2 separate regions of the Homo sapiens genome follow, and region 1 is linked to region 2. Evidence: chromatin loops called from intact Hi-C (ENCODE). Cell type or tissue: PC-3. All regions are shown on one strand. Links, peaks and the distances in the headings refer to the core of each region. The heading gives the core; the rest is flanking DNA. Region 1 has its middle 79 kb from the start of MIR1324. Region 2 holds the start of LINC02018 (long intergenic non-protein coding RNA 2018).

What was found. Peaks named below come from ENCODE experiments on the same cell type or tissue, not always from the same donor. Only the 100,000 strongest peaks of a DNase experiment are listed, where the experiment ranks them.
Region 1: it touches region 2 in a loop (19-fold over the local background); 5 of 110 quality-filtered maps call a loop at or near these places.

What each region holds. Positions count from the first base shown.
Region 1 is chr3:75,543,469-75,559,542 of GRCh38, forward strand. No RefSeq gene overlaps it. Among named protein-coding and RNA genes, the nearest start is that of MIR1324, 79 kb to the right of the region's middle. In PC-3, for the core only: CTCF peaks have their summits at 8,833 (motif pointing left) and 9,038; a DNase peak (open chromatin) is centred at 8,843.
Region 2 is chr3:75,420,218-75,436,291 of GRCh38, forward strand. LINC02018 (long intergenic non-protein coding RNA 2018) reads left to right here and starts at 15,091. Exons shown (of 3, transcript NR_151705.1): 1 at 15,091-15,196. It also overlaps the pseudogene ALG1L6P and the pseudogene FAM86DP. RefSeq lists enhancers at 4,929-5,430, 12,661-12,955, 14,355-14,414, 15,125-15,304 and silencers at 14,645-15,054, 15,375-15,804. In PC-3, for the core only: a CTCF peak has its summit at 9,592 (motif pointing left); a DNase peak (open chromatin) is centred at 9,584; H3K27ac peaks cover 349 bases.

The DNA of each region.
Region 1 (16,074 bases), core at 4,733-12,732, 120 kb after region 2:
CTATAGATTTTCATCTGAATGAAATCATGTAGAATGTGATCTTTCATCTGTTTTGAAGGTTCATCCACGCTGTAGTGTATGTACTTTCCTCCTTTTTGTGATCAAATAATACTCCACCATGTGGGTAGACAACAGTCGGTGTATCTCTTCATCTGGTGATGGGCATTTGGATTAATTCCCTCTTTGGGTTATTAGGAGTGATGCTACTGTAATTATTCATGTACAAATTTTTGTGTGGGCCTGTGCTTTCATTTTTGAATATGAAAATATGGCACATCTCCACGGAAGACATATAAGTGGCCAATAAGCACATGAAAAGATGCTTAATGAAATTCATCATCAGGGAAACAGAAATCAAAACCACAATGCAATACCACGTCATACCCATAAGCATGGCTAGAATCAAAGATAGAGAAAATTGGTCTGGTGCAGTGCCTAATGCCTGTAATCCCTGCACTTCGGGAGACCGAGGCAGGTGGATCACCTGAGGCCAGGAGTTTGAGACCAGCCTGGCCAACATGGTGAAACCCTGTCTCTACTAAAAAAATACACAAATTAGCCAGGCATGATAGCAGGTGCCTATAATCCCAGCTACTCGGGAGGCTGAGGCAGGAGAGTAACTTGAATCTGGGAGGCAGAGGTTGCAGTGAGCTGAGATTGTGCCACTGCACTCCAGCCTGGGCGACAGAGCAAGACTTTGTCTCAAAAAAAAAAAAAAAATACAGAAAATAACAAGTGTTGGTGAGGATGCAGAGAAACTAGAACCTTCATACACTGCTGGAAGGAATTAAAATGGTGTAGCCACTGTGAGAAACACTTTAACAACTTCCCAAACAATTCTACATAGAGTTACCAAATGACGCAGCAATTGTGCTCCTAGGTATAGGTCCAACTTGGGCTCTTTTAATCTGTGGAAAATGAACTGTGGGTACTTGGCAAGAACAAAGAGGGAAAGAGGCAGAAATGGTGCTATGAGGGCACATTGATTGGACTCTAGTACACACGGTTCCTACTGCAAATGGTCTCTAAATGACTTCATCAGTTGCTCATAAAAAAAATCACCCTCTGCTCCAATCATGGAGGAAGAAGTATGGATTGGACCTGGTGAGCCACGGTAAGACTGACTGCTAAACTTTATGAATGATGAGGGGATTTGCACGTATAATCTTGACTGTACTAGATTTTTTATTTTATCCACTGTCTTTGAAAACCTAACTCTTGACTAAGAACTGACTTTCCTGAAGTTGTTGTTGACTCTAAGTAAATTTCCAATTCCACATAGCCCAAAGATAATGTGATGAAAAATCTCTCAAAGGAAAAATGCTAAGAATACAGGAACAGTTATACGGCAAATTTTGCAGAATTAACACAAATTGTACTTGTAGGTACGAAGCACAAAACATTTTCATGGGTAAAGAAAAGAGTGCTCTTCACTCTAGTAGAGGCTGCAGGATGAAGCTGATCAAGGTGCTTGCCCAGCCAGGCCTTGGGCTCTTACCAAGTTTGTGTTAGAGTCAACTCTGATGGAGTCTCTATCCCAGTCATCTTTTTTTTTGACATGGAATCTCGCTCTGTCTCCCAGGCTGGAATGCAGCGGTGTGATCTCAGCTCACTGCAACATCTGCCTCCTGGGTTCAAGCAATTCTCCTGCCTCAGCTTCCCAAGTAGCTGGGACTACATGTGCATGCCACCATGCCTGGCTAAGTTTTGTATTTTTAGTAGAGACATTTCATCACGTTGGCCAGGCTGTGCTCAAACTCCTGCCCTCAAGTGATCCGCCTGCCTTGGCCTCCCAAAGTGCTGGGATTACAGGCATGAGCCACCATGCCCAACCTCAGTCATCTTTTTATCCTCCACACCTGGCAAGTTCTAGACTCACTGTGGTTCCATACAAGTTTGTTGAATAAATAGGAGACAGATAGAAAGTGGGAACTCTGGAAGTAGAGAAGATTCCAGAAATTGTGCATATTTCCCAGAGACTGTGGCCAAATTCCTCAGTCCTGCCAGAGTTTCTCTATCTCAACTCAAACCTTATGAGTGGTCCCAGGCGCAGTGGCTCACACCTGTAATCCCAACACTTTAGGAGGCTGAGGTGGGCAGATCACTTGAGGCCAGGAGTTTGAGACCAGCCTGGCCAACGTGGTGAAACCCTGTCTCTACTAAAAATACAGAAATTAGCCAGGCATGGTGGTGTGCATCTGTAGTCCCAGCTACTCGGGGGGCTGAGGCACAAGCATTGCTTGAACCCAGGAGGCAGAGGTTGCAGTGAGTCACAATTATGCCACTGTACTCTAGCCTGGGCAATAAAGCAAGACTGTCTCAAAAGAAAAAAAAAACCCTTATGTGTGGGCCTTGTTACAGAATTAATGTTTATATGGACAATATGTACATGGGTGTATGTTAAGAGCATGAGTCATCCACAAGATTTTAGCAAAGTCCATTTAGAAATCTCAATGCTTTGGGCTTCCAATTGCTTTGCTGCCTCTGTCCTCAGAAGGAGGCCTCATCCTTGCATGTAACCAGCAAATCCTTTATGCAGAGGTGTACACAACACAGTCCTCTCCTTGGCTATGACACCTTGAAAGGCTCCTCTTGGTGGCCCCTGGTGCTCATTTCAGAGTAGTTCAAATTAAGGTGATCAGCTTTCATTCCAATCACTCTACAAATCACTCCTATTATGACCAATTTTTCTAAATGCTTTATTGAATTATTACTTAAAGAAATGTGCACACAGAAGAGGTCAACACAGTACTTTTCTTAAAAACCAAACATACTGCCCAGAAGCAGTGGCTCATGCCTGTCATCCCAGCACTTGGGGAGGCCAAGGTGAGCAGATTGCTTGAGCCCAGGAGCTCGAGACCAGCCTGGGCAACGTAGTGAGACCCCCCTCTCTACAAAAAATAAATAAATACAAAAATTAGGCAACAGTGATGGCACATGCCTGTAGTTCCAGCTACTCAGGAGGGCTGAGGTGGGAGGACTGCTTGAGCCCAGGAGGCAGAGGCAGCAGTGAGCCATGATGGTGCCACTGTGCTCCAGCCTGGGTGACAGAGCAAGATCCTGCCTCAAAACAACAACAACAACAACAACAACAACAACAAACCTGAACATCTCCATATTACCGACACCCAATTCAAGAAACAAAATATTGCAGCCCCTTCCAGGATATTCCTGGGGTCTCTTCCATCTCTACTAACCCCTGACTACAAACAGCCTCCACCTATTTCACCTGACATTGTACTTTATGAAAGCAGCAGTTCTCAGATGGGGCTATTTTGCCCTATGGGGACATTAGGCAATATCTGGAGACGCTGGGGTTTGTCTCTACTTGGGGGGAGTTGTGTTACTGCATCCAGTGAGTCCAGGGATCCAGGGATGCCGCTCAACATCCTAAAATGCACAGGGAACCCCCACACATAGAACAGAGAAATTGCTGAGCCAAAATGTCAGCAGTGTCACAGCTGACACCCTGACATACACACAATCACACACTGTCTGCTCTTTCGTGCTCAGGATCTCTTTCATTCTAATCATCTCATAGGAAACAGAAATGTCATCTGGAGGTAGGTAGAGTCCAAAACAAAGAAGATCCAGAGTTTTTTTTTTTTTTTAATCAGCCTGGTGTCTTTAGAGCTAGGATTTAGTTTCCATTCTTTCTGTCTCATTTTCAAGTGATTTTTCTTCAAATGGCATCTGCTGGGCTCAAGACCTGGAGATCCCCACAAAGCTGAGATTCACATGGGAATTTTTTACACACCCACACAGGTATACACTGCCATTTACATGCAGACATCCACCCACAGATACACACATCCGGAGACCAAGACAGAAAGCAAACTCCACCATAAAAGCACGGTTCCCCAAACACGAGAAATGCACCATTCACTCCAGGGAGGTACCTATTTGTTTAATTCAGCCTCTGATAGTCAGGCTGTTGCCAAGCCCATCTCTGAAAGTCTTCCCCTCTAGGAAAGAGAGATGGATTTTTTCTTTACTCAAGAATATAGATCTAAAAAAAACAAACACTTCTGCATCTCAAAGCAGGCTCTACCTCCTGAGCTACACATATCGATCAGCATTTTATTGCCAATTTTCTTTTATTTGAACTGGAGAAAATTATAACCTAATTATGTTCTTACTGACACTTTGGAATCAGTTACACTAAATCCAATTCTTTGGGTTCTCATGATTAATTTGTTGAATTTGGGGGACAACAAAGCAAAATCATTGGTCGTGTTTTAATATAATTAGTACAGGATATATCTAAGGGGTTCAAGTATCACTGTAGCAAGAAGCTCATTCTGCAGTAAAAGGGGGATTCTGCCACTAGGATTGAGTGAGGGTGGTTCATGGCTGCACCGTTTCATCAATGTCTCTTCAAGAGTCCATGGAATGTGGAATGGGAAAGACTGAAATAGTCCAAGTTTTGGCTAAGCTTCTATTAAGGGGTGTTAGGAGCTGATAAAATAACCTGGTCTTTATAGACATCCACACTATAGTTCTCTAAGCTACAGATTCTCAGATTTTTCTATTTTATAAACCAGTAAAAATATTTTTTTAATTTGAGAACCAACATAAGGTTGCAATTTTTTTTTCTTTTTGGTAAGAAGGAACTTTTTTAAACTACCAGTTTCACACACACACACACACACACACACACACACACACACACACACACACACACAAATTCCACCATGATTGGTCAGAATAGGTGAGGTTTTGCTGCAATAACAAACAACTCCTAAATCTTGGTAACTTCAAACATCAGAAGTTGTTTTTCTCAGTCATGTTACATCTGCAGGGAGGTAAGGGGTGCTCTGTTTTCCATCAAACTTGCCCTAAGACTAAGGCTAATGGGGGTTGCATTACCTCGAGTATCACCAAGCAGGGAACAGAGGGAGAAGAATGCTAGAGAGTCTTGTACTAAGAATTAAATGCCCTAGGCTAGAAGTCTCACACTACACCTCTGCCCCCAGCCTCTTGGCCAGAACTAGCCACAACCCCTCCCCCACCACAGGGCAATGCATGCAGACAGGAGAATTGGATACATTACAAATTTCTACCCCATGGCATTTCATAAAAGGGAAAAAAATGCAAATACAAAAATGTTTTAAAAGAATAGAATATATACATTTTTAGAATACAGAACAATCCTCCAAAAAGGACAGCTGGTGGTCTTTCACCAATGGGCACATTTCTGTGACATTTTCTCTGTTTTTCCATTTTATCCTTGACCTATGAACATTTTATACAGATGGTCCAAAGAACACCATTTGGGGACCACTGCTCTAATCAGGTGATGAAAATGGCCCCAAGAACAGAGCACACTTTCTTTAGCAAAGACCCAGCAGGGCCAGGGTGACCATGTTCTCACCATCAATGTGCAGACATCCACCTGCAGCATCCTCACATCCCAACATCAAACAGTGGCTCTTTATAGCTTGATTCTAATGCCCTTTGATCTTCATAATCACTGTAAAGCTCTCTGGCCCCAAGATCTAACATCGCCACTCTAGCTACATCCCGCAACTGTTCACCTCTCCTGCCTCCTCATCCCTCTAAACTTCTCTTCACAACCTCATGTTTCCTTCTTGCTTTACCTTCCTGCTCAGCCTGGACCTTACAGTCACCTTCTTCTTGTAATGTGCTCCTAAACTCGTTCTTCCCTGCTTTCAACCACACCCACCTGGAAAATCTCCATACCCCATTGATGACTTGCCTCGCAACTGCCTAAGGGCTGCTGAATGATACTGGAGAGAATCACATCATGGATCTTGTAGTTCCACTAAATAATCTCACCATCCAACTCTAGGATAGACTTCACTTCTGTTCAGCAATATTTTTAAGCATCACAAATAAATTCCAAACCATATTTGCTATAACAATTGACTTTTAACCTCTTCCATATCTCAAAGCCCCCCAAACCCATCCCTAGGGGTTTCAGAGCCCAGAGTTGAGTTCTCTCAACTCACTTCCATCTCACCCCTAGATCACTGTATCTTGACCCTCTTCCTCTGCCTTTCCCATCTTATAAGGAGAAACATCCTTCTCCTTTCCCAAGCTACCTTCTCCACTTGTGTCTCATTTGAGACCTCCCTTTATCACCCATTCCCTTGGAACTCCCATGACTCACCACCTTCACTTGTCATTTCACTCATAAATATTTTTCACGATGTATGTGCCAGGCGTTTAATATATAATCATGCTTAAGTCTCCACATGCTAACAAGAAAAACCTTGATTATCCCTGCTATGCCCTCAAGTCATTACCCTCCCCGCTCCTTTCCTGTGTTCCCAAACTTTGTTGATCTTCATCAATCCCTCTGATGCAGATGGCTCCGAAGTTTGCACCCTATTAGGTTGGTGCAAAAGTAATTGTGGATTTTGCCATTAAAAGTAATGGCAATCATAGCAATTATTTTTGTACCAGCCTAGTATCTTTTCTCCTTCTACCAAACTTTGTCCCTGAGCCATCTCATCACCTATAACTACCTCCTCCATGCAGTTGATTCCCAGATCTGTATTATTCTACTGAAAGTCCATTACCAAACTTTCTCAGCTAGAATAACAGAAGCCCAGTTAGAATTCATGATACCATTTTCCCACCACCACCACCACCACAACCATCGCCCTGTCATTGTTAGCAAAACCATCTCTTCAGTGGAGCTCAAAGATTTGTAATCTCCCACTCCCCAGAAAGATAACTTCAGACTCAGCCTAGAAGTAAGGATCCTCCAGATATGGCCTCAATGACCCTCCAACCCATGTCCCCAGTGCATCCCTTTGATGCCCCCTTCAGTGGAGTCAAAATGGAGTGAGTGTTTTTCTTTTCACATACTCCTGGTGTTCTTCCACGAATACAATTTTCACCTCTTGAATATTTTCAAGGATTCTCCATGCTACACACAGTGAAATCCAAACTCCCCATCAGGACCCCAGTCTTCCCAAAACCTCTTTGCACTTTTCTGCCTCCACACTTTTCCTTGGGTCATCCTCTTCTCTAATATAACCTTGTGTATTACTCTAGGTTCTCCAGAGAAAGAGCAGAGAGATAGAGGTAGAGCTATACACATAGAGACAGATTGATTTGTTGTAAGGGATGGCTCACATGGTTATGGAGGCTAAGGAGTCCTGGAGTCTGCAGCCAGCAAGCTGGAGACCCAGGACAGCCAATGATATAGTTCCAACTCGAGTCCACATCTAAAGTCAGGAAAAGATTGATGTCCCAGCTCAAATATAATCAGGAAAAAAGAGCAAATTCTCTGTGACTCCACCTTTTTGTTTTGTTCAGGCCTTCAGTGGATTGGATGAGGCTCACCCATATTGGGGAGGACAATCTGCTTTATTCAGTCTACCAATTAAATGTTATCTTCATCCAGAATACCTCAGAGACACACCCAGACTAATGTGTAGCCAAATATCTGGGCACCCCACAACCCAGTCAAATTGATACATAACATTAACCATCATGTCTTGCTTCTACTCTCTCCCCATTACTGCATGTCCAAATCCTTCTCTTATTTCAAGGCTTAGTTCAAATGTCACCTCTTAACTAAGCCTTCCCTGCTAACCCCAAATATTAATAGAATTGGTTTCTCCCTTCTCTGATATCTCAAAATACTTTGTGTGTTTCTCTTTTACTGTATTTATTACAAACTCCCTTATAAATTGAGACAGTGATTCCCAGACAAATTATCAAAAGAGTATAAAAGAAGCCTTCTTTGAGTGTGAAATATCTCATGGAATTTAGCACATGGCCTCTTCATGAAGAAACTACTGGGAGAGAAGAAGACAAGCTGGAAGAGGCCAGGGAAAGGGGGTTAGTACAAGGGAGGTTAGTACAAAACTTTTCTTCGTCTCTCATCCTACCCGACTAGAAATACCCACAGGGGTGGAGGGGCAGGCCACCCCTTCATCTGGCGCCCAATGTGGGGCCTTTCTCTAGGGTAAAGGTACGATAAGAACATGAGCATTGAGGACAGCCGACAAGAGATTCCCGAGTACGTCCACAGTCAGCCTTGCAGTAAGCTTGTGCGCTCGGAGGAATCCAGGGTAACAATGGGGCAAACTGAAAGTAAATATGCCTCTTATCTCAGCTTCATCAAAATTCTCTTAAGAAGAGGGGGAGTTAAAGCTTCTACAGAAAATTTAGTTACGCTATTTCAAACAGTAGAACAATTCTGCCCATGGTTTCCAGAACAGGGAACTTTAGATTTAAAAGATTGGGAAAAAATTGGCAAAGGACTAAAACAAGCAACTCGGGAAGGTAAAATCATCCCACTTACAGTATGGAATGATTGGGCCATTACTAAAGCAACTTTAGAACCATTTCAAATAGAAGAAGATAGCATTTCAGTCTTTGATGCCCCTGAAAGCTGTGTAATAGATTGTGAAGAAGAGGCAGGAACAGAGTTTAAGAAAGGAATGGAAAGTCCACATTGTAAAAATGCAGTACAGCCTGTAATAGCTCAGTCAATGCAAAATGTTGACTATAATCAGTTACAGGAAGCAATATATCCTGAAACATCAAAATTGGGGAAAGGAGGTCCAGAATTATTTGGGCCATCAGAGTTTAGACCATGATGGCCACCATCTCCTTCTCCCGCGGTTCAGATACCTGTGACATCACAATCTCAAATGCTAATCCAGGCACAGTATCCACAATAGCAGGCAGTAGAAAATAAAACCCAACCATCGGTAGTTTATCAACACCAGCCGCCAGCCGAATTTCAGTATCGGCCGTCTCCAGAGGTTCAGTATGGATCTCAGGTGGTGCGTCCTGTGCTAAATAGCAAGACACTATATCAACAACCCACGGCGATGGCGTTTGATCCTACAGCACCACCTAGTGGACAAGATGGTGCACTGCATGAGACCATTGCTACAGCCAGAAAACAGGGAGATCTTGAGGCATGGCAGTATCCGGTAATTTTACAACCCATACCGGCCAGAAAAGGGAGTCAAACAGGAGCATCTGTCTGAACTGAGGCTAGATATGAATCTTTCACCATGAAAATGTTAAAAAATTTAAAGGAAGGATTTAAACAATATGGACCCAACTGTCCTTATATGAGAACATTATTAGATTCCATTGCTCATGGAAATAGACTTATTCCTTAAGATTGGGAAATTTTGGTTAAATCTTCCCTCTCACCCTCTCAGTATCTACAGTTTAAAACCTGGTGGATTGATGGGGTACAAGAACAGGTATGGAAAAATCAGGCTATTAATCCTGTTGGTTATATAGATGCAGATCAGTTGCTAGGAACAGGTCCAAATTGGGTCACTATTAACCAACAATCAGTAATGCAGAATGAGGCTATTGAACAACTAAGGGCTATTTACCTCAGGGCCTGGGAGAAGATTCAGGACCCAGGAACCTCCTGCCCTTCTTTTAGTTCAATCAGACAAGGCTCTAAAGAGCCATATCCAGACTTTGTGGCAAGGTTGCAAGATGCAGCTCAAAAATGCATTGCAGATAATAACGCCCGAAAAGTTATTGTAGAAATAATGGCTTATCAAAATGCAAATCCAGAATGTCAATCGGCTATAAAGCCATTAAAAGAAAAGGTTTCAGCAGGAGTTGATGTAATTACAGAATATGTGAAGGCTTGTGATGGGATTGGAAGAGCTATGCATAAAGCAATGTTAATGGCTCAAGCAATTACAGGGGTTGCTTTAGGAGGACAAGTTAAAACATTTGGGGGGAAACTGTTATAACTGTGGTCAAATCGGTCATCTAAAAAATTGTCCAGGCTTAAATAAACAGAGCAAAAAAAAGGAGGCACCTGGCCTGTGTCCAAGATGTGGAAAAGGAAAACGTTGGGCTAAGGAATGTTGTTCTAAATTTGATAAAAATGGACAACCATTGTCGGGAAACGGGAAGAGGGGCCAGCCCCAGGCCCCACAACAAAGTGGGGCATTCCCGATTCAGCCATTTGTTCCTCAGGGTTTTCAGGGACAACAACCCCCACAGTAAATACCACCATTTCAGGAAATCAGCCAATTACAACAATACAAGAGTTATCCCCCGCCACAGCAGGCAGTGCTGCAGTAGATTTATGTTCACTCAGATTATTTCTTTACTCCCTGGAGAGCCTCCGCAAAAGATTCCTACAGGGGTATATGGCCCGCTGCCAGAAGGGATGGTAGGCCTTATTTTAGGAAGATCAAGTCTAAATTTAAAGGGAGTCCAAATTCATACTGGGGTAATTGATTCAGATTATAAAGGGGAAATTCAGTTAGTGATCAGCTCTACTGTTCCCTGGAGTGCCAATCCAGGTGAGAGAATTGCTCAATTACTGCTCTTGCCTTATATTAAAATTGGAGATAGCAAAACAGAAAGAACAGAAGGGTTTGGAAGTACCAACCCTGCTGGAAAAGCTGTTTATTGGGCTAGTCAGCTCTCAGAGAATAGACCCTTGTGTACAGTTACTATTCAGGGAAAGCAGTTTGAAGGATTAGTGGATACTGGGGCTGATGTTTTTATCATTGCCTTAAATCAATGGCCAAAAAATTGGCCTAAACAAAAGCCCGTTGCAGGACTTGTTGGTGTGGGCACTGCCTCAGAAGTGTATCAAAGTGCCAAAATTTTACATTGTCTGGGACCTGATAATCAAGAGAGTACAGTTCAGCCTATGATTACTTCTATTCCAATTAATTTATGGGGCCGAGACATATTAGAACAGTGGCATTCAGAGATTACTATTCCAGTCTCCCTATACAGCGCCACTAGTCAAAAAATTATGACTAAAATGGGATATCTCCCTGGCAAAGGACTAGGGAAAAATGGAGAAGGCATTAAAGTTCCAATTGAGGCTAAAGAAAATACAGAAAAAAAGGGATTAGAGTATCCTTTTCAGGAGTGGCCACTGTAGAGCCTCCAAAACCCATTCCATTAACTTGGAAAATAGAAAAGCCTGTATGGGTAAATCAGTGGCCACTACCAAAACAAAAGCTGGAGGCTTTACACTTATTGGCAAAGGAACAATTAGAAAAGGGACATATTGAGCCATCATTTTCGCCTTGGAATTCTCCTGTGTTTGTAATTCAGAAAAAATCATGCAGATGGCACATGCTAACTGATTTAAGAGCCGTTAATGCAGTAATTCAATCCATGGGGCCTCTCCAACCTGGGCTGCCCTCTCCAGCCATGATTCCCAAAGATTGGCCTTTAATTATAATTGATCTGAAGGATTGCTTTTTTACCACTCCTCTGGCAAAACAGGATTTTGAAAAATTTGATTTTACTATACCAGCTATAAATAATAAAGAACCAGCCACCAGATTTCAGTGGAAGGTGTTGCCTCAGGGAATGGTTAATAGTCCAACTATTTGTCAGACTTTTGTAGCTCAAGTTCTTCAACCAGTTAGAGACAAGTTTTCAGACTGTTATATCATTCATTGTGTTGATGATATTTTGTGTGCTGCAGAAACAAGAGACAAATTAATTGACTGTTACACATTTCTGCAAGCAGACGTTGCAAACGCAGGCCTGACAATAGCATCTACTAAGATTCAGACCTCCACTCCTTTTCATTATTTGAGAATGCAAGTAGAGGAAAGAAACATTAAACCACAAAAAGTAGAAATAAGAAAAGACACATTAAGAACATTAAATGGCTTTCAAAAATTGATAGGAGATATTAATTGGATTCGGCCAACTTTAGGCATCCCTACTTATGCCATGTCAAACTTGTTCTCTATCTTGAGAGGGGATCCAGACTTGAATAGTAAAAGAATATTAACCCCAGAGGCAAATAAAAAAATTAAATTAGTTGAAGAAAAAAAATCAGTCAGCACAAGTAAATAGAATAGATCACTCAGCCCCACTCCAACTTTTAATTTTTGTTACTGCACATTCTCCAACAGGCATTATTGTTCAAGATACAGATCTTGTAGAGTGGTCATTCCTTCCTCACAGTACAATTAAGACTTTTACATTGTACTTAGATCAAATGGCTACATTTGATCAGGCAAGATTACGAATTCGTAATCAGGCAAGTTTACGAATTCGTAATCAGGCAAGATTACGAATAGTAAAATTGTGTGGAAGTGACCCAGATAAAATCATTGTTCCTTTAAATAAGGAACAGGTTAGACAAGCCTTTATCAATTCTGGTGCATGGCAGATTGGTCTTGCTGATTTTGTGGAAATTACTGATAATCATTACACAAAAGCAAAAATCTTCCAGTTTTTAAAATTGACTACTTGGATTTTACCTAAAATTACCAGACATAAACCTTTAGAAAATCTTCTGACAGTGTTTACTGATGGTTCCAGCAATGGAAAAGAGGCTTACACTGGACCAAAAGAACGAGTCATTGAAACTCAATATCACTTAGCTCAAAGAGCAGAATTGGTTGCTGTCATTTCAGTGTTACAAGATTTTAATCAGCCTATTAACATTGTTTCGGATTCTACATATGTAGTACAGGCTACCAAGGATATTGAGACAGCTCTAATCAAATATAGTATGGATGATCAGTTAAATCAGCTGTTTAAATTGTTACAACAAACTGTGAAAAAAGAAAGTTCTCATTTTATATTAGTCACATTCGAGCACATACTAATTTACCAGGGCCTTTAACTAAGGCAAATGAACAAGCTGATTTGCTAGTATCATCTGCCTTCATGGAAGCACAAGAACTTCATATCCTGACTCATGTAAATGTAACAGGATTAAAAAACAAATTTGATATCACATGGAAACAAGCAAAAAATATTGTACAACATTGTGCTCAGTGTCAAGTCTTACACCTGCCCACTCAAGAGGCAGGAGTTAATCCCAGAGGTTTATGTCCTGATGCACTATGGCAAATGGATGTTACACATGTACCTTCATTTGGAAAATTGTCATTTGTCCATGTAACATTGATACTTATTCACATTTCATATGGGCAACCTGTCAGACAGGAGAAAGTACTTCCCATGTTAAAAGACATTTATTATCTTGTTTTGCAGTCATGGGAGTTCCAAAAAAAATTAAAACAGATAATGGGCCAGGATATTGTAGTAAAGCATTTCAAAAATTTTTAAATCCATGGAAAATTGCACATACAACAGGAATCCCTTATAATTCCCAAGGACAGGCCATAGTTGAAAGAACTAATAGAACACTCAAAGCTCAATTGGTTAAACAAAAAAAGGAAAAAGACAGTAAACAGTATAACACTCCTCAGATGCAACTTAATATAGCACTCTGTACTTTAAATTTTTTAAATATATATAGAAATCAAACCACTACTCCTGCAGAATAACATTTTACCGGTAAAAAGAACAGCCCACATGAGGAAAAACTGATTTGGTGGGAAAATAACAAAAATAAAACATGGGAAATAGGTAGAGTGATAACATGGGGGAGAGGTTTTACTTGTGTTTCACCAGGAGAAAATCAGCTTCCTGTTTGGGTACCCACTAGACATTTGAAGTTCTACAATGAACCCATCAGAGATACAAAGGAAGGCGCCTCTGCAGAGACAAAAAACCCACAATCGAACATCATCGACTCGCAGGATGAATAAAATGGTAATATCAGAAAAACAGATGAAATTGCCATCCACCAAAAAGGTGGAGCTGCCGACCTGGGCCCAGCTAAAGAAGCTGACACAGTTAGCTAAAAAAAGCCTGGAAAACACAAGGGTAACACAAACTCCAGAGAATATGCTGCTTGCAGCTTTAATGATTGTATCAACAGTGGTAAGTCTCCCTACGTCTGTGGGAGCCGCTAGAGCTAACTATACTTACTGGGCCTATGTGCCTTTCCCACCCTTAATTCGGGCAGTCACTTGGATAGATAATCCTATTGAAATATATGTTAATAACAGTGTATGGGTACCAGGCCCCACAGATAACCGTGGCCCTGCCCAACCTGAAGAAGAAGGAATGATGATAAACATTTCCATTGGGTATCATTATCCTCCTATTTGCTTGGGAAAAGCACCAGGATGCTTAATGCCTACTATCCAAAATTGGTTGGTAGAAGTACCTACTGTCAGTGGCACCAGTAAATTTACTTATCATGTGATAAGTGGAATGTCACTCGGGTCACAAATAAATAATTTACAAAATTCTTCCTATCAAAGATCATTAAAATTTAGGCCTAAAGGGAAACCATGCCCCGAGGAAATTCCAAAAGAATCAAAAGACCCAAAAGTCTTAGTTTAGGAAGAATGTGTGGCTGATACTGCAGTGGTACTACAAAACAATAAGTTTGGAACTATTATAGACTGGGCCCCTCGAGGCCAGTTATATTATGATTGTATGGGCCAGACCCACTCGTGTTCACAGGCTCTATCTGTCTGGCCCCCTAATCCAGCCTATAATAGTGATTTAACTAAAAAACTAGACCAAGTTTATAGAAGGCTAGAATGACCCTATCCATGGAAATGGGGTGAAATGGGGATTTCATCACCCCGACCAAAGTTAGTTAGTCCTGTTGTTGTTCCTGAACACCCAGAATTATAGAAGCTTACTGTGGCCTCATACCACACTAGAATTTGGTCTGAAAATCAAGTTATGGGAACAAAAAATCATAAGCCATATTATACTCTTAACCTAAATTCCAATCTGACAATTCCTTTGCAAAGTTGTGTAAAACCCCCTTATATGCTAGTTGTAGGAAACATAGTTATTAAACCAGATTCCCAAACTATAACCTGTGAAAATTGTAGATTGTTTACTTGCATTGATTCAACTTTTGATTGGCAGCATCGTATTCTGTTAGTAAGGGCAAGAAAAGGTGTGTGGATCCCTGTGTCCATGGACCGACCGTGGGAAGCTTCTCCATCTGTACACATCTTAACAAAAGTATTAAAAGGAGTTCTAACCAGATCTAAAAAATTCATTTTTACTTTGATTGCAGTGATTATAGGTCTTATTGCAGTCACAGCTACTGCTGTGGCTGCTGGAATTGCTTTACACTCCTCTGTTCAAACTGCAGAATATGTGAATAAATGGCAAAAGAATTCCTCAAAAGTGTGGAATTCTCAGACTCAAATAGATCAAAAATTGACAAATCAAATTAATGATCTTAGACAAACTGTTATTTGAATGGGAGATAGGCTCATGAGCTTGGAATATCTTTTTCAGTTACAGTGTGACTGGAATATGTCAGATTTTTGTATTACACCTCAAGTCTATAACGAATCTGAACATCACTGGGACATGGTTAGACACCATCTACAGGGAAAAGAAGATAATCTTACCTTAGATATTTCTAGATTGAAAAAACAAATTTTTAAAACATCAAAAGCCCAGTTAAATCTGGTGCCAGAAACTAAGGCAATGGTAAAAGTTGTTAATAGCCTCACAAATCTTAAGCCTGTCACTTGGATTAAAACTATTGGAAATTCCACTATTGCAAATTTTGCATTAATCCTTGTATGTCTGTCCTCTCTATTGTTAGTCTACAGGTGTATCCAGCAGCTACGGAGAAACAGCGACCAGCGAGAACGGGCCATGATGACGATGGCGGTGTTGTCAAAAAGAAAAGGGGGAAATGTAGAGAAAAGAAAGAGGGATCAGACTGTCACTGTGTCTATGCAGAAAGGAAAGACATAAGAGACTCCATTTTGAAAAAGACCTGTACTTTAAACAGTTGCTTTGCTGAGATGTTGTTGATTTGTAGCTTTGCCCCAGCCACTTTGACCCAGGCACTTTGGCCCAACTTGGAGCTCACAAAAACATGTGTTGTATAAAATCAAGGTTTAAGGGACCTAGGGCTGGGTAGGACGTGCCTTGTTAACAAAATACTTACAAGCAGTATACTTGGTAAAGGTCATTGCCATTCTCTAGTCTCAATAAACCAGGGGCACAATGCACTGTGGAAAGCTGCAGGGACCTCTGCCCTTGAAAGCAGTGTATTGTCTAAAGTTCCTCCCCATGTGATAGTCTGAAATATGGCCTTGTGGGATGAGAAAGACCTGACTGTCCCCCAGCCCGACACCCGTAAAGGGTCTGTGCTGAGGTGGATTAGTAAAAGAGGAAAGCCTCTTGCAGGTGAGATGGAGGAAGGTCACTATCTCCTTCTTGCCCCTGGGAACTGAATGTCTCGGTGTAAAACCCGACTGTACA
Region 2 (16,074 bases), core at 4,671-12,670:
AAAAAAAAGCACCTTAAATACTAGAACTCCACTCGGGGCTTTTGCTCCTAGAGTAGAATTGGCAGGAATTGCCTGCAGGCTTACATGGTTTTCTTTGTTTTTCTCTCCCACCATGTCCCTTTTGGTCAACCTCACGTGCTGGGTTTGAATCAGTTAAATGAGTGTCATGCTGTGGCCTCACTTCACCCAGCATAGACAAGTGTTTGGAAGGGTGGCGTTAGAGGAGATTCTAGAAGCAGTAGCCCCAGCACAAGTTGAGCCCTTGGCCCCTGCTCAGGAGACGGCCTCTGGATGGGATTCAGGGATGCGAGCCCCTCATGTGAGCTGAGCTCAGGGAATGTCGGGATCAAATCTGGTGTCCTAGAAAAGTCATCTTTTATGTGCTGAACCAGTCCCCAGGGGGTTGCATTTACTTGTTCCATGGCCATGGAATTTAGAAAAACATGCAAAAATAATTCTTCAGTCCTTGAAGAGCATCCAGCACAGAAGGTACAAACCCTCCTTAAGGCTCCCTCCTCAAATCGGTTTGGCCATTTTGATGTGCACCCCCGCCAGGCCTTTATACCCTTCAGATGCCAAATCTAAGAACCAGCTCCCAGAAACCACACCCCCTGTTCCAACCCCCAGCCTGGCTTGAGCGTGGGGTGGGTGGGAGCCCAGCTGGGCACCCCAGGGGTCTGGTGTCTTCTCCAGGAAGCTCTCGGGTTCCCTTGGTTCTCTCTGCAGTTTACATGAGCTGGTGAAACATGAAGAAAATGGCCTGGTCTTTGAGGACTCAGAGGAACTGGCAGCTCAGCTGCAGGTAGCCATGTCTGCCACCACGCCAGGGTGGGCAGGGTTCTGGAGACTGGCACCGAGCCACACTCCCTGATCCCTGCTTCCCACAGCCAGGGTGGGACCATGGGGGGTCTGGTGGAAAAGCTAGGGAGGGAGCAGAAGTCACAGAGGCTGGCCTACTCTGCTGTCCTGTTTCAGTACAGTAGGCTCGGGAAAGTTAGGACACAACGCCACCTGCCCTCTGGATTTATGGAGCTGACACGCCACAAATGATGCTGGATCCAGGTGGGCCAGGCTGCAGTTTAGGAAGTGATCAGGATCAGGTAGGTGCATGGGCTAAGGGAACTTCTGGGACCAGCCTTGAAAGATGGGTGGAATTCTGCAAAGGTTACTTGTTTCTTATTGCAAAAAGTAATACATCATTCTTGTCAACAGAATGATTGGGAGGATTTTCAGTAAAGGTCCAGGTCAGAAGTCATTTAGACTGGGTCCCCCAGTCTCTGTCAGAACCATGGTACTCTGTTGTGGTGTGAAAGTAGCCACAGATCATCTGTAGATTAAGGGGTGTGGCTTTCTTCCAATAAAGCTTTATTTACAAACACAGGCTGTGGGCTGGATTTGGCCTGCAGGCTGTAGTTTGTGATCCTTGATTCAGAGAGTTTAGCAAGGCTGAAAAGAACACCCACTCCCCCTTGTTACCCACAGATGGGTGGGACTGTGTTGGCCAGAGGCCGAGAGGAGGGTGCTCACAGGGGAACGTACAGCATGTAGAGGCCGGAAGGTGCTCCAGGGCACCAAGTGTGGGAAAGTGGGACATACGGGGAAGTTTCCAGAAAGCATGATGTCAAGTGGGAGGCGGAGCGCTGCTGGGGTGTGAAGGGTCTCAAGTCCAAGTGAGGGAGTTAGGGACTTGGGAGGGGTTGTTGTTGGGTCGGGGACCTGGGGTCAGCCAGGTGGTGACCTGGGATGGGGTGGGGACAGGCAATGAGGTAAGCTCTGCTCTTTAGTATTTTGCAGATGCTTTTCTCAAACTTTCCTGATCCTGCAGGCAAGCTAAACCAGTTCCGGAAGAACCTGCAGGAGTCGCAGCAGCTCTGATGGGATGAGAGCTGGGTGCAGACTGTGCTCCCTTTGGTTATGGACACATAACTCCTGGGCCAGAGGCTAAAACCCCAGGGCCCCTGCTGTCCTTCCCGCAGCTTCTTGGAGTGTCAGGGCAAACCCTTTCGAGCAGCGCCTCCCAGTGGCCAGAAGCTGAAATGACGGCAGTGGTGCCACCTGGTGAATGACCCGGGAAGCTGTGGTTGGCCCTGATTTCTTCTTTGGAGTCTCTGAAACGCTTCCTGTCTTTTGTTCTTCATGCCCCGTGCCCCTGTTAGCGTATTACTGTTCTCTGACTTCCCTGTGACCTCTGCAGTACTCCTCATCCTGCATTTGGTCTCCAGGTGTCACCTTTCTGCCGTGTTCCTAACACTTTGATCCCTGTCTTGAAAAAAGCACCTGCTGCACCATAGGCTCAGGGATGTGGCAGCTGCAGTGGGCTTGGCTTTGTGAGGAACCGAGTGTGTCCAGGGATGTGACAGCTGCAGCGGGCTTGGCTTTGTGAGGAACCGAGTGTGTCCAGGGATGTGGCAGCTGCAGTGGGCTTGGCTTTCTGAGGAACCAAGTGTGTCCACATTGGGGGAACGTCATACTTGATACACACTTTTTTATCTGCACAAAGCCAGAATTTTCATGTCTGATATATGGTGATTTTCGTAAGAACCAGAACTGCTGGCAGAAAGGGGGCACCCACACGCTTAGATAGCCGATGTCTTATTAGAGGGCAGTTTGTGGTTTCTGATTTGGAATTTAACATTCTCCAAACATTCCAGTACAATGAAAGTTTTATCCGCTTTCCCATATAAAAATTCTTCCCATGAGATTGACTTGATTCTCACAATCCCGTTGGAGTCGTGTGTGAGTCCTACAGTGTGAGGTTCAGCATTGCCATCTCCAAGTGCTCTCCATAGGGAAACAGTTTCTGGTCATGATGAGCTTCCGCTTCCCATATGATCCCAGCCCGGCCTGGAAACAGAGCACGTGCTTGAGGATGGCGGTGTTTGGGGACAGGACGTGAGCGTTTTGTGTGGGGCTGCTAGGACAGGCCTGGTGGGGTAGGGGGTGTCTAAGTCAGTTTACTTGTTTCACAGGTTCCCAGGCCCACCCAGGTACCTAGAATTGGCCACCAGGATGGGACTAGAAATCTGGTTTTGCATAGAAATGGCTAGCAGCAGGCACCATGCCACTGTCCACTCTCTGCCCGCGTCTGCCCCAGCACTTGGCACAGCAGGACAGAAGCAGAGATCTGAACCCACATCTACCTGGCTGCTCAGTCAACTCACTCTTCACAAAGCTTAGAAAGTGGCCGGGCACAGTGGCTTATGCCTGTAATCCCAAAACTTTGAGAGGCCTATGCGGGCGGATCACTTGTCTTCAGGAGTTCGAGACCAGCCTGGCCAACATGGTGAAACCCCATCTCTACGAAAATACAAAAATTAGCCAGGCACGATGGCGGGTGCCTGTAATCCCAGCTACTTGGGAGGCTGAGGCGGGAGAACTGCTTCAACCCAGGAGGCGGAGGTTGCAGTGAGCCGAGATTGTGCCACTGCACTCCAGCCTGAGTGACAGAGTGAGACTCCATCTCAAAACACACACACACACACACACACACACACACACACACACACACACAGCTTAGAAGGGGCTGGTGTTCTCATAAGCACAGATGTCTGAACAGCCATTAGCCAGGATGATTCTTTTTTTTTTTTTTTTTTTTTTTGCGATACGATGTTGTTCTGTCACCCAGACTGGAGTGCAGCGGCACAGTCATTGCTCACTAAAGCCTCGACTCCTGGGCTCTAGCAATCCTCCCACTTCCTGAGTAGCTGGGATGACAGATGCATGCCACCATGCCAGTAATTTTTTTATTTTGTAGAGATGGGGTCCTGAACGCATGGCCTCAATCGATGCTCCTTCCTCAGCCTCTTTTATTATTATTTTTTAGATGGAGTTTTACTCTGTTCCCCAGGCTGGAGTGCAGTGGTGCAATCTCAGCTCACTGCAACGCCTCCCAGGTTCAAGTGATTCTCCTGCCTCAGCCTCCCGAGTAGCTGGTATTATAGGCGTGCACCACCACGCCTGGCTAATTTTTGTGTTTTTAGTAGAGATAGGGTTTCACTGTGTTGGCCAGGCTGGTCTTGAACTCTTGACCTCAGGTGATCTGCTCACCTCAGCCTCCCAAAGCCTCAGCCTCTTACAGTGTTGGGATTACAGGCATGAGACACTGTGACCCGGGATGATTTTCAGTCACTTTTTTTGTTACAAGTGGAAAATGCGTATTCATAAAAATGACGTAGTACAGATATGAACGTGTAGAAATCTCTATAATCCTGCCATCCAAGGATGGCACCTGTTAACGTGTATATCAGGGATGTCCAATCTTTTGGCCTCCCTGCGCCACATTGGAAGAAGAAGAATCGCCTTGGGCCACACATAAAATACACTAAAGCTAGAATAGCTGTTGAGCTCAAAGAAAAAAAAAAAATCACAAAAAAACCTCATATTGTTTTAAGAAAGTTTACAGATTTGTGTTGGGCCACAGGTTGGACAAGCCTGCTATATAGATGTTCTAGGTTTTCCCCTATAGGTATACTTATGTGAAAATGATTATTGTGATAAATTTTTTTTGAGATGAAGTCTTGCTATGTTGCTCAAGGTGGCCACAAACTCCTGGGCTTAAGCCATCCTCCCACCTCAGCCTCTTGAGTAGTTGGAATATAGGTACTCATAACCATGTGTGGGTGATTATTATTAGTTTTTAAACAAAACTGGGGCTGGGCGCAGTAGCTCACGCCCGTATTCCTAACACTTTGGGAGGCTGAGACAGCAGATCACTTGAGGTCAGGAGTTCAAGATCAGCCTGGCCAACATGGCGAAACCTCAACTCTACAAACAATACAAAAATTAGCCAGGCGTGGTAGCACGCACCTGTAGTCCCAGCTATTCAGGAGGCTGAGATGGGAGGATAGCTTGAACCTGGGAGGTAGGAGGTTGCAGTGGGCCGAGATGGCACCACTGCACTCCAGCCTGGGCAATACAAAGCCAGACTCTGTCTCAAAAAGAAAAAAAAAAAAAAAAGGTGGGCGGGGGCTTATACTATGTGTGCTGCTTGGCACTGTTGTTTTTATTTAAAAGATATTGCAGGTTTTTTTTCACGTAAGTATCTGAAGAAAGACTTCCTTTTTTTTTTTTTTTTTTTGGTTTTTTGCTTTTTTGAGATAGGGTCTTGCTCTGTTGCCCACGCTGGAGTGCAGTGGTGAGATCAGGGCTCACTGCAGCCTCCACCTCGTGGGCTCAAGCCATCCTCCCACCTCAGCCTCCTGAGTAGCTGGGACTACAGGTGTGTGCAACCACATCTGGCTAGTTTCTGTATGTTTTGTGAAGACAGGGTCCCACTATGTGGCCCAGGTTTTTCTTGAACAACTGGGGTCAAGTAGTCCTCCTTTCTTAGCCTCCTAAAGTGCCGGGATGACAGGCCTGAGCCCCGCGCCCGGCCAGCCTCCTGTGCGAGGTTGTGCGGGACTCTGTCGTGGAACCCAGTATGCCTTCATGTGCTGGCTTGTTTGTTGGCTCTGTAGTTAACGGGCTGCCCCACGTGGACAGGCACTGGGTTGTCTGTGTCTCTGTGTGCAGGCAGAGGCTGCTGCGGGTGCATCTGTGCACATGGCTGCCAGGAGGGGCTGTGCTCAGGGGGAGCTGGGGCAGAGGCTGGTGGCATTGGGAGGCTTGGGTGTAGTGTGGAGGCACGAGAGCCTGGTGGCCGGGCTGCAGTCTGCAGGAGCTCGAGGGTCGCTTGGCCTCTGTGTGTCCTAATGTCTTTGTCGGTGAGATGGGACAATGACAGCACACCCTCACAGGTGCTGGGGGCTGACAAACGTCAGGTCTGAGGACAGTGGTTGGCCCACTGAGAAGTTCCCCTTCTCTATAGTCACCCTGCTCGTCTTCCATCAACTGGGTGCTCAGGACAGTGGTGTGGTGGATCAGCCTGTACAGCCTGTGCTCCAGCGTCCTGCAGGCCACAGCTGTGTCCAGCCATGACCCCGACTGCCCCTCCCACCACCTCCATTTTATAGATGAAACCAAGGCCCAAGGGCTTAGGGAACCCTGCTCTGAAGCACATAGTAGGGCTGCTGGGCTCAGACCCTCCCTCCCTCTGCTGAGCCGCCCTCCTCCTGCCGCAAGCCCCCCACACCCCAAGCCCACCCTGCTCGCCGGCCTCTGCCTGAGTTCCCCGCATGATGTGGGAGTGTGGGGCATCCTAGCTTTTCCCCGGCGCCCAGTTCTTTCACTTCCACTGGAGTCCCGCAGGGACAGCTCGGGGACCATGCAGGCCCAGGTGGGCGTGGGGGCTCACCTAGCTCGGTGGTGAACAGCTGGCACGTCTCTGGGTTGTGGACGGTAAAGGCCACGTAGACCTCAGGAGACTGCTGGTGCTCCCAGCAGGCAGCCAGCCTCCGCAGGATCCCGACCAGCGACACGATGGCTTCTGGGCAATACAGCACGTCTACGGTGAAAGCTTCAGGTTACTGAAAGGGATAAGTGGAAAGTTCCAGTTCATACTGACCTCAGCAGCAGGGCGAGGCCAGAGAGGCAGCGGTCATATGAGACTATTAGATGCCATTTGACCATTTGGGCCATTAGATGGAAAGGCAATTACTTGGGTGAAAAAGGAGAACCCTTAGTAGAGAAAGCTGCAAAAGACCGAAGCAAAAGAAAAAAATCTCCAGACTCACTGGTGTTCCTTAAAAAACCAGCTCTGGTTCTCGGCCTATCTAGAGGGCTTTGAATGACAGAAAGCCTGACCCTGCCGTGAACTTCGTGTTTCAGGTGTCTGCCAATTGGTCTGCTGGCTTGAGGGGGTGGGCCTGTGTCCCTGGCCACCGCTGGACCTGTGGGTTTCAGGGCTGGAACCCAGGACCACAGGCAGAGCTCTGTTCCACCAGAGAGGGGACTGAGTGTGCTGGCAGGGGTGAGGGGTTTTCGGTGGCCCAGCCAAACACCACCTTCTCTCAAGGGCCCTGTCCTCATCTCAGAAGTGGTTGTTTTCCTCCTGTGGTCTCTGAAGGACACAGGGCATGGCTCTGGGACAGAGCCATGTGGTGATGACTGAAACGGGAGTATGCCTGTATCCAACAAGAGGTCTGTGGCTTGAAGGTCACCTTAAGAGGCACCCCTGTCCTTTGATGTCACCCTGGAGGCCCAGAGTACCTCTTCTGGAAGCCCCATCATGTCCATTCCCGACAGCGTCCATTGTTCCCTTTTCCCAGAGCCAAGGGCTGGGTAGAGCTGCATGGACACCACCTGCACAGGATGCCTGGGGCTGGCCATTACCTGCTGCAATGACAACATCTGGCTGGAAGGCAGAGAGCTGATGGACCGTCGCTACGTCCCAGTCCAGCTGGGCCACTGTCACCCTGGGGCTGTCTAAGTTGGCAGTGATGTCTGCCTCTAATGAGAGGCCATTGAGAAGGACATTCCCTCGGAGCTGCTCGAGGACCCGGCTGTGACAGTCACTGAAGATGAATGCCCGGGGGCGGTACATCTTGCAGATGGCCAGGCCTGTGAGGCCGGCACCACTGCCAAGCTCTAGGACAGTCCTGGTGGGAGGAAAGGGGACCGTGTCTTCAACTGCACCAGGGTAAGCCTGCCTCAGTGCCCTGCCCTGTGCCACAAGGTCACCTGTTAGTGAAGGCTGCTGGGTTCTCGATGGCCCATTCTGCAAGGTAGAGGGTGGCATCCCATGTGACCAGGCCTGTGGTACCATGGGAGATGATGGCTGTGCTCTCGGAGAGTGTGACTGAGCCTCCCGAGGGCTGCACCAAGAGAGGGCGAGAGAGTAAGTCCAGCGATCAGAAGGCAAGTGGCTTAGAAGACAAGTAGCCATCCACCATATGTCTGAATAAACCATGACAGGACCAATCGCCACTCAGCAATGAGAAGCAGCTAACTGTTGACATACCAACAGCTTGCACAGACCTCAAGGGTGTCACATAGCATGAAAGACACTCAGGCCACACTGGAGTCCATTCATCGAACATTGCTGAGACAACAGAATTCTGGTGATGGAGCACAGGTCAGTGGTGGCCAGGGGCCAGGTGTGGCTATGAAGGGATGGCTGCCTTGTGATGATTCAATATGCTATGTTTTTCCTTTGTGGTTTTCTGTATCTATGTTTTATTTTTTTTTTTTTTGAGCTCTGTCACCCGGGCTGGAGTCAGTGGCACGATCTTGGCTCACTGCAACCTCTGCCTCCTGGGTTCAAGCAATTCTCCTGCCTCAGCCGCCCAAGTAGCTGTGACTACAGTTGTGTGCCACCATGTCCGGCTAATTTTTGTACTTTTTTTTGAGACAGAGATTCGCTCTCGTTGCCGAGGCCGGAGTGCAATAGCACGATCTCAGCTCACTACAACCTCCACCTCCCAGGTTCAAGAGATTCTCCTGCCTCAGCCTCCTGAGCAGCTGGGATTACAGGCGCCCAGTACCACACCCCACTAATTTTTGTATTTTTAGTAAAGATGGAGTTTCACCATGTTGGCCAAGCTGGTCTCAAACTCCTGACTTCAGGTGATCCCCCTGCCTCAGCCTCCCTATGTGCTGGGATTATAGGCATGAGCCACCACGCCTGGCCTAATTTTTGTATTTTTAGTAGAGATAGGGTTTCACCATATTGGCCAGGCTGGTCTCGAACTCCTGACCTCAGATCCACCCGCCTTGGCCTCCCAAAGTGCTGGGATTACAGGCATGAGCCACCATGTCCAGCCCTGTCAAGTATTCTTTGAGGACTGGGCACCAGGTCCTTGTGAAGCAGGTAGTGTGTGTCACCTATTGGACAAATGCCCAACAACCCCACGAGACATGCTGTTGTTGTTGAAGTGCTTGATTTACAGACAGGGAAACTGAGGCTAAAGAAGGTTAATGGACTTCATGTCTAAGACTGCAGAATGGGTGAGTCAGAATTTGAACCCACACCCACATTTTCACTTTGTCTGTGCAGGAAGTGTATCTGGGCTGTGAGGGGGAGGAGGGTGCCCTTCTCATACCAGCAAATAACTCCGGTGGCCCTGGGTGGACTCCTTGGCCATCAGGGTCTCTGCCAGTGCCTCATACAGCTCGTCCAAAGCCTCCATGTGGACAGCCTCGTGCTGGGGGCAGACAGAGTGAGAGCTTGTTTGCTTTTGTTCTAATCTGTAAAAATGGCCAGATGATTTTCACCAAGTTTGGAGGGGAGATTTGGGATGGAATGGTGTAACACCGGCCAGCTGGCATATAAAATATTCACTTCGTTGGGCATGGTGGTGTGTGCCGAATAGTTCCAGCTACTCTAGAGGCTGACATGGGAGGACTGCTTGAGCCCAGGAGTTCCAGGACAGCCTGGGCAACAGAGATCTTGTCTCTAAAAAAAAATAATTCCACTTGGTAGGGAAACATGAACGGGAGGGCCTTCAACAAGAGGTGTTGAGAGGGTAGGGTTAGATGTAGTCTAGGGCAGGAGACAAGGATTCCGTGAGAGCTGCCACCTGACCACGACAGAGAGCTCTGTGTTTGGATCAAACACAGAGAGGAGGAAAACAAAAGGTGCTTTTAAGTGAGCCCAGACAGAACTGTGAGGGCGGCCCATGCTGCAGGCTGTGGCTGTCAGCAGGCTGCTTCTCCACAGCTGGCCCCGTCCTATGATTCATAGGGCAGCAGAAGGGTACACTAGGTGACTGCTGCCCTCTCCTGGTGGCACAGGGCAGAACTGCTGGTGACCACAGATGCACCCTTTTGGGGAGGACTAGGGAGAAAGCAGGTATTGGAGAAGCAGGGGATTGTTTATTTGCTAAAAGTGTGGCCCTTTCATTCAGCAAGTCTGCTTCTGCCTACTGAGGAATGGCCTCTCGACATCCCCATGTCAAACCCTGCATATTCAGGCCCATCTTTAAAATCCATCCTAGGCCAGGTGAGGTGGCTCATGCCTGTAATCCCAGCATTTTGGGAGGCCAAGGCAGGCGGATCACCTGAGGTCAGGAGTCCGAGACCAGCCTGGCCAACATGGTGAAACTCTGTCTCTACTAAAAATACAAAAATTAGCCGGGCATGGTGGCGTGTGCCTGTAGTCCCAGCTTCTTAGAAGGCTAGACATGAGCATTGCTTGAACCCAGGAGGCAGAGGTTTCAGGGAGCTGAGATTGTGCCACGGTAATCCAGCCTGGGCAACACAGTGAGACTGTTTCAAAAAAGTAAATAAATAAGTAAAAAATAAAATCCATCCTATATCAGTCAGGAAAGAGCTCATTCCAGCAGGATCAAAGCAGAGAATTCACCAGAGGAACTAGTTCCAAAGGTATGGCAAGAGCTAAATCTTCCAAAAGGGGCCCGTGGGGCAACCCAGAGACGGACAAGAGCAGGAAACTCCAAACCCTTCAGCGGGCAGGACAGAGGGTGTGGGTGAGGGTTCCAGTGCTGTGGGCTGGACCAGCCTGGTAGGAATGAGAATTCATATGCTAGGAGCTGGCGCCCCAGAGAAGCAGCTGCTGTGGAAACCCCAGGAGGCAGAGTGAGGGAGAGACGCTGGCCTCCCCTTCTTCCTGCCCTGCACTGTCTCCCATGGGTCACACTCAGATGCAGCCAGTTGCCTGGGGAGGCCCCTGCCATGCTGGGGTTTGCAAAGAAGGCCCAGGGCCTGGGAAGGATGGGGTCTCCAGCACGCAGGTGGCTATGCTGTCCGGCTACTGGGCGGACACTGCCCATAACTGACCTTTTTGATGAGTTCTGAGAGAAAGCACCGGGCTTTCTTGACTGACGGCGGGTGCTTCACACACACACAGGATGCTTCACAGTCTACGGCAAAGGACAGAACGTTGGTTGCTCGAGAGCCCATCTTAAGTCTCCTATGAGCTTCAAGCCAACACAGCAGAGGGCAAACTCCAGGCTACCCGATCCCTCAGCAAAGATGTACATGGACACGGCGTTCTGGCCCCACGCATCTGAAGTTTGTCTTAAGATATAAGCCGTTTTCTAAAGATGCTTCCACTGCAGTGGCACAGGCTATGGCAGCATTTCTAATGCCCATTCTGAGCAGGAACACAGGGCATGTGGGCCCAAACCACCTCCCTCCCAGGGGAGCCAGTGTGAACCAGGGTTTGCTGTAAGGACAGTCGCCAACTGTCTGGCTTTATGGAAGAGGCGGGAAGGCCCACTCAGCAACTGCTCTCTTGGAGCGTGTGTCCCTGGGGACAGGATGGAGGGGAGGGAACGCTCAGGGTGACACTCCCACTAAAGCCGAGAGAAGCCAAGTGCAGGATGAGCAAGTTCCAGGCAGTGGGAACAGCCTGTGCAAGCTCTGAGGTGGGCACGGGCTGGCCCTTGGAAAGGAGGGCAGAGGGACTGGTGTAGCAGGAGTGGGGATGGTGGGAAATCAGGAGCCTGGAGGGAGAGGGAGGAGACAGTCCGCAGCTCCTGCTGGCTGGGTGGGATGCAGATTCTGCCCAAGGGCAGCAAAGTACCCCACACAATACACTGGCTCTTCATGCTGGTGTTGGTTTTTCATTTTTTCTGACACAGAGTCTCGCTCTGTTGCCCAGGCTGGAGTGCAGTGGCCCGATCTTGGCTCACCGCAGCCTCCGCCTCCTGGGTTCAGCGATTCTCCTGCCTCAGCCTCCCGAGTAGCTGGGACTATAGGCGTGCACCACCACGCCCAGCTAATTTTTTTATTTTTAGTAGAGATGGGTTTTTACCATGTTGGCTAGGCTGGTGTTGAACTCCTGACCTTAGGTGATCCGTCCACCTCAGCCTCCCAGAGTCCTGGGATTACAGGTGTGAGCCAGTGCACCCAGCCTTGTGCTGGGTTTTAAAGCAGCTCTCCCAACATTTCATGCTTCACCACCTATGAGAGTGAGGCTTAGGGTGAAACTCAGAGCAGGGTGTGAGATAACTTCAGGTATCTCCATGATCGAAGCCCTGACCTACTGTATTGCCCCGAAAGTCTTCCCTGCTGTGTCTGCATCTTTTCCATGTGGATAATCTTGGTTCACCTCTAGCACAGGAATTCTTCACCGGGGCTCCTAGGATGGGCTGGGTGGGTGGGGGTGGAGGATGTCTGTCTCCCCTGAGTTTGTATGGAAAACATATTCTTCTGGTGTACTTCTTTCTGGGAGGGAGTCTATTGCTTTGTCTTTTCAGAAGGGCTCATGGCCCTTCGAAGGTGAAGACCCAGGATGCAGGGTGATCTGCACTTGGCCCTCAAGGCCAAGGTCAGCCTCTAGCTGGGCCGGGTGGTGATCCTGGCTCTCACCTGCATGCAGATGCACTTGAGTCCAAACCCCACCCTGGGCAAAGCAAGGGCCCATTTAGGTCTAGAAGAGACAGGAGTGGGCAGGACAGGCCTCATGAATGCAAAAAAGAAAGTCTCTGAGCATCTACCAAATGCTAGAAGCTGTTTTGTACCTGTCATCTCTGTTTTTGCTGTGGATGGTTTAAAAAACATTCGCTAGATTTCACCCCTCTTGCAGATTTTTGTATATTCTGATGTCTTTGTCTAAGTCTTAGATAGACAACGAAAGTGCAGGAGCTGTCGGAGGTGCTGACACCCACCTGCAGTGCTGACTCAATGGTTTTGTTCTTTGAACAGGGGTGTTTTTAAAGGGTATAAGCACACCTATGGTTCTTCTCTCAGGTCTTCCGGAGAGATTCAGGAGGCAGGGTCATGAGTCCCAGGGACTCTGGGATTCTTACCTTCTGCAAAATATCCCGCAGCAGCTCAGAATCTGATGAGTCTCTTAACTTTGCTTCTAAGCTCTGTGTGGACGGGAGAGAGAGAAATCTCAAGGGCGCATTCACAGGAACATTAAAACACGCAATAGAATGTGTTGGCAAAGCGCTATGTGATCCCTCCCTGGGGACGTGGAGCCAGTTGGAAGTGGAAGCCACAGTGGCTGAAAGCCTGACCTTCAGATGTCGCTGGGTGCAATTGGATGAGTCACAGGAAGAAGACTGACTCTTGGCCGCATTAGTCATGGCTACTTAGCGGCCACCCGGGTCATGGGCCAGCTCCCTGGTTGCACTGGTCAGCCAGGAATTACCAGGGCAGCCATGGCAACAAGGTTTGATGGGCTTGCCATCTGAGTTTAAGTAGAAATGCAGAATGTGCTCATACCAGCCTGGGTTACATTGTCCTCTTACAGGGGCCTCAAGCCCAGCAGCAAGCTTTGGCTCCTGAGTTAGGCAAACTGTCTCGGCTGGTATGTGACCCACGGCAAGGCACTTCATTGCTTCAGAGCTCCTTCCATGCCATAAAAGGCCCTACAAGACCTGGTCCTAATCCCTCTCTCTGGCCTGTTCTCCCTCACCCCTGGCCCACCCTGCTCACTCCACTCCAGCCACACTGGCTGCCTTGCTGTTTTTCCTCAACCATAGCTGGCTTGTTTCCACCACAGGGCCTTTGCATATCCTGTTCCCCAAGCCCTTCCCATGGCTGGCTGCCTCACCACTCAGGCCCCAGTTCAAATACCACCTCTTTGGGGAAGGCTTCCCTGATTCCCCGACCTTGGTGACTCTTCTCCCCAGTTGCTCCATTCACCATTTCCCTGTTTTATTGGCTTTAAAGCCACTCTCATCTGGTCTTTTCTTGTTTATTCATTTATTTGTTTATTCTCTGGCTCTCCCATGCAAGCAGAGCCTCATCTATCATGGGTACTGCTGATCCATGGTGCCTGGCTCATGGAAGGCATTTATTAAACATTTTGTGACTGAATAAAAACACCAGCTAACACCGACATGCATTTACCATGAGCCAGGCACTGATCCACAGGCTTTTGTACTCAACGCTGACAACAACCCTAAGAGGTAGGTATCATTATATCCCCCATTTTATTAATAAGAAAACAATAGCACAGAGAGATGCAGTCACTTGCCCAAGGTCACACAGGGCCAGGGGTTGGGCCAGGATTCGAAGCAGGCAGGCTGTCTCCTGGGTCTGAACTCTCAACTACTTCACCCTAATCAAACAATCTCTCTGGTCAAAAGTGAGTGATAATAATAGTACCCACCTCGTCAGTGTTGAGGGTGAGCCGAAGTTAGCATTCAGTGTGGGCATGTGAACAACTATAGTCAATATTGAATGGAGACCTATGATGCTTTTATGAAGGTTTCTATTTTGGGTTAAAAATGCACAAATTTCTCCTGACTAAAATTGATCTCTGAGTGCTAAATATTTTATGTCAATGGAATAACGCAAATGATTAAGCAACACCCCATAAAATGGGGCAGACCCAGGGAGGAATATATATCCGAACTGACTCATCCCAGTGAGCTCACTGCACATGAATTACAAATGGAGAGGGGTGCATTAAGCCCCTCTGCTGGCAGAAGGGAGGCTGCTGCCTGCCAGGCGCCTGTGCTGAGAATGGCAGGTCCCCAGGGAGAGGAGAGGCCACCCCCTTCTCTGTCTCTTCCATCACAGGCGTGAAAGCCTCAGCGCATGATCCGATTCTGTGCAGTGCTCGACATACAGATGAGAACACTGAGGCACGAGGGACAGCCTGTGACCTGGTCACCGTGCTCAGGATGAAGTGGTTACCCGCGGGCCTGAGGGCGCTGACTTTTTAGAATGGGCGAGGGCAGCTGTGTCCCAGTGACCAGAACGATTACTACCTTTAAAAAGTCGTGAAAATGATCGTGAACTGTACCCCACACCGAGCACGCGTCTGCCCCCCCAAGGCGGTGGAGACGCCCTCATCTTCCGCCGCCAGCTCGCGGGGCAGGAGGGGTGCGAGCGACTCTGGCCAGGCCCCAGGGACGGGGACCGGGTCTCGCGGCCCTGACCGGGGAGAGCCCAGGAACTCACGTGGCAGGAGCGCCGGGGGTTTCAGCACGGAGACCCATCCCGTCTGCCCCTGGACTCCCGCGAGCCCCGCGGGCCTCTCCGCTCGCCCGCCGCCCCCCTGCCAGGGGAAGGAGCGCAGCGTGCGCGCCGCCAGGAAGCGGCGCTCGAAACTCTGCAGCAAGAGTTCGGTCCCCGCATTCTCCTCGGGCGCCATGACGTGGGCGGGGCCGCAGCGTTGCCGGGAGACCGGGCGGAAGCCGGGCCTGGACTGAAGAGGGGGTGGGCCCAGGGCAGTGCGCGGCGGCAGAGAGGGGGCGGGGCCTGGGGGTAGGGTCAGGAGGAGCGTCCTGGGGGCGGGCTGTAGGGCGGGGCCAGGATGAGCGTTAGGAGGGCGAGGCCTGGGGTAGGGCCAGGATAAGCGTCGTTGGGGCAGGTCCTGGGTAGAGTCCAGGTTGGCGGGTCCTGGGGCGGAGTCAGGATAGGGCGATCCTGGAAGCTGGGCTTCAGAAGCGTCCAGGTTGGTGGCGTCCTGGAGGCGGTGCCTTGCGTGTGGGCAGGATAAGAGTCCTGGAGGCGAGCATTAGAGCGGGGATAAACGCCATTGGGTTCAGGAGGCGGGACTCAGAGCAGAGCCCAGGAGACAGGTCTTAGGGTGGGGCTAAGGCCAGACCCAGAGAAGGGCTCAGGAGGCGGGGCCGGGGCGGGGGGTTGACTATGTCGTAGCACATGGCCAGGCGGTGCGCGGACTCTGGGAGGCAGAGCTTTGGACGGGCCGACGTGGGGAGGGGCCCAGGGTCCAGGAGGCGGGGCCGAGTCCGGGCTGCCAGCTGCGCTCAGGAGGCGGGCCCTGGGAGGCGGAGCTTAGGGAGGGGCCGGTGTCGGGAGGGACCCAGGGACTGGGAGGCCGGTCGGGGCTGGGCTCAGGGGCCGAGACCTAGCTGGGCTTGGGGCGGGGCCGAGACGGAGCGAGGGATCCAGGGTGTGGGAAACGGGGAGGGGTTTGAGGAGGGGATCGGAATGTGGCTCAAGTTGGGAGGCGTTACCTGCGGAGGGTTTGAGGCACGCCCAGGAGCGAGCCCACGGTCGGCCGACGCGGGGCCAGGGGCGGGCCCCAGGATCCGGAGCTTCGGGCGGGGCCGAGTCTGGGTTTGGGGCCCGGGAGGCGGGGCCAGTTAGGGCGAGGGTCCCTGGGATCGTCGGGTCAGGCCTTGGGCTAACGTAGACACTCTCGCAGTACCTCCGCCTTCAGGAAGGTCTTTTTAGCAGGGGCCTTACAGGTGCACGCTTCGGTCCTGGAGGCCTTATCCTAACCTCTCCATCAGCGCCACCCGTCTGGGGCCCGAAAGGAGGGAGCTTTCCCTCTGTCCTCCAGCCTTTGGACTGTCTCCAAACAAG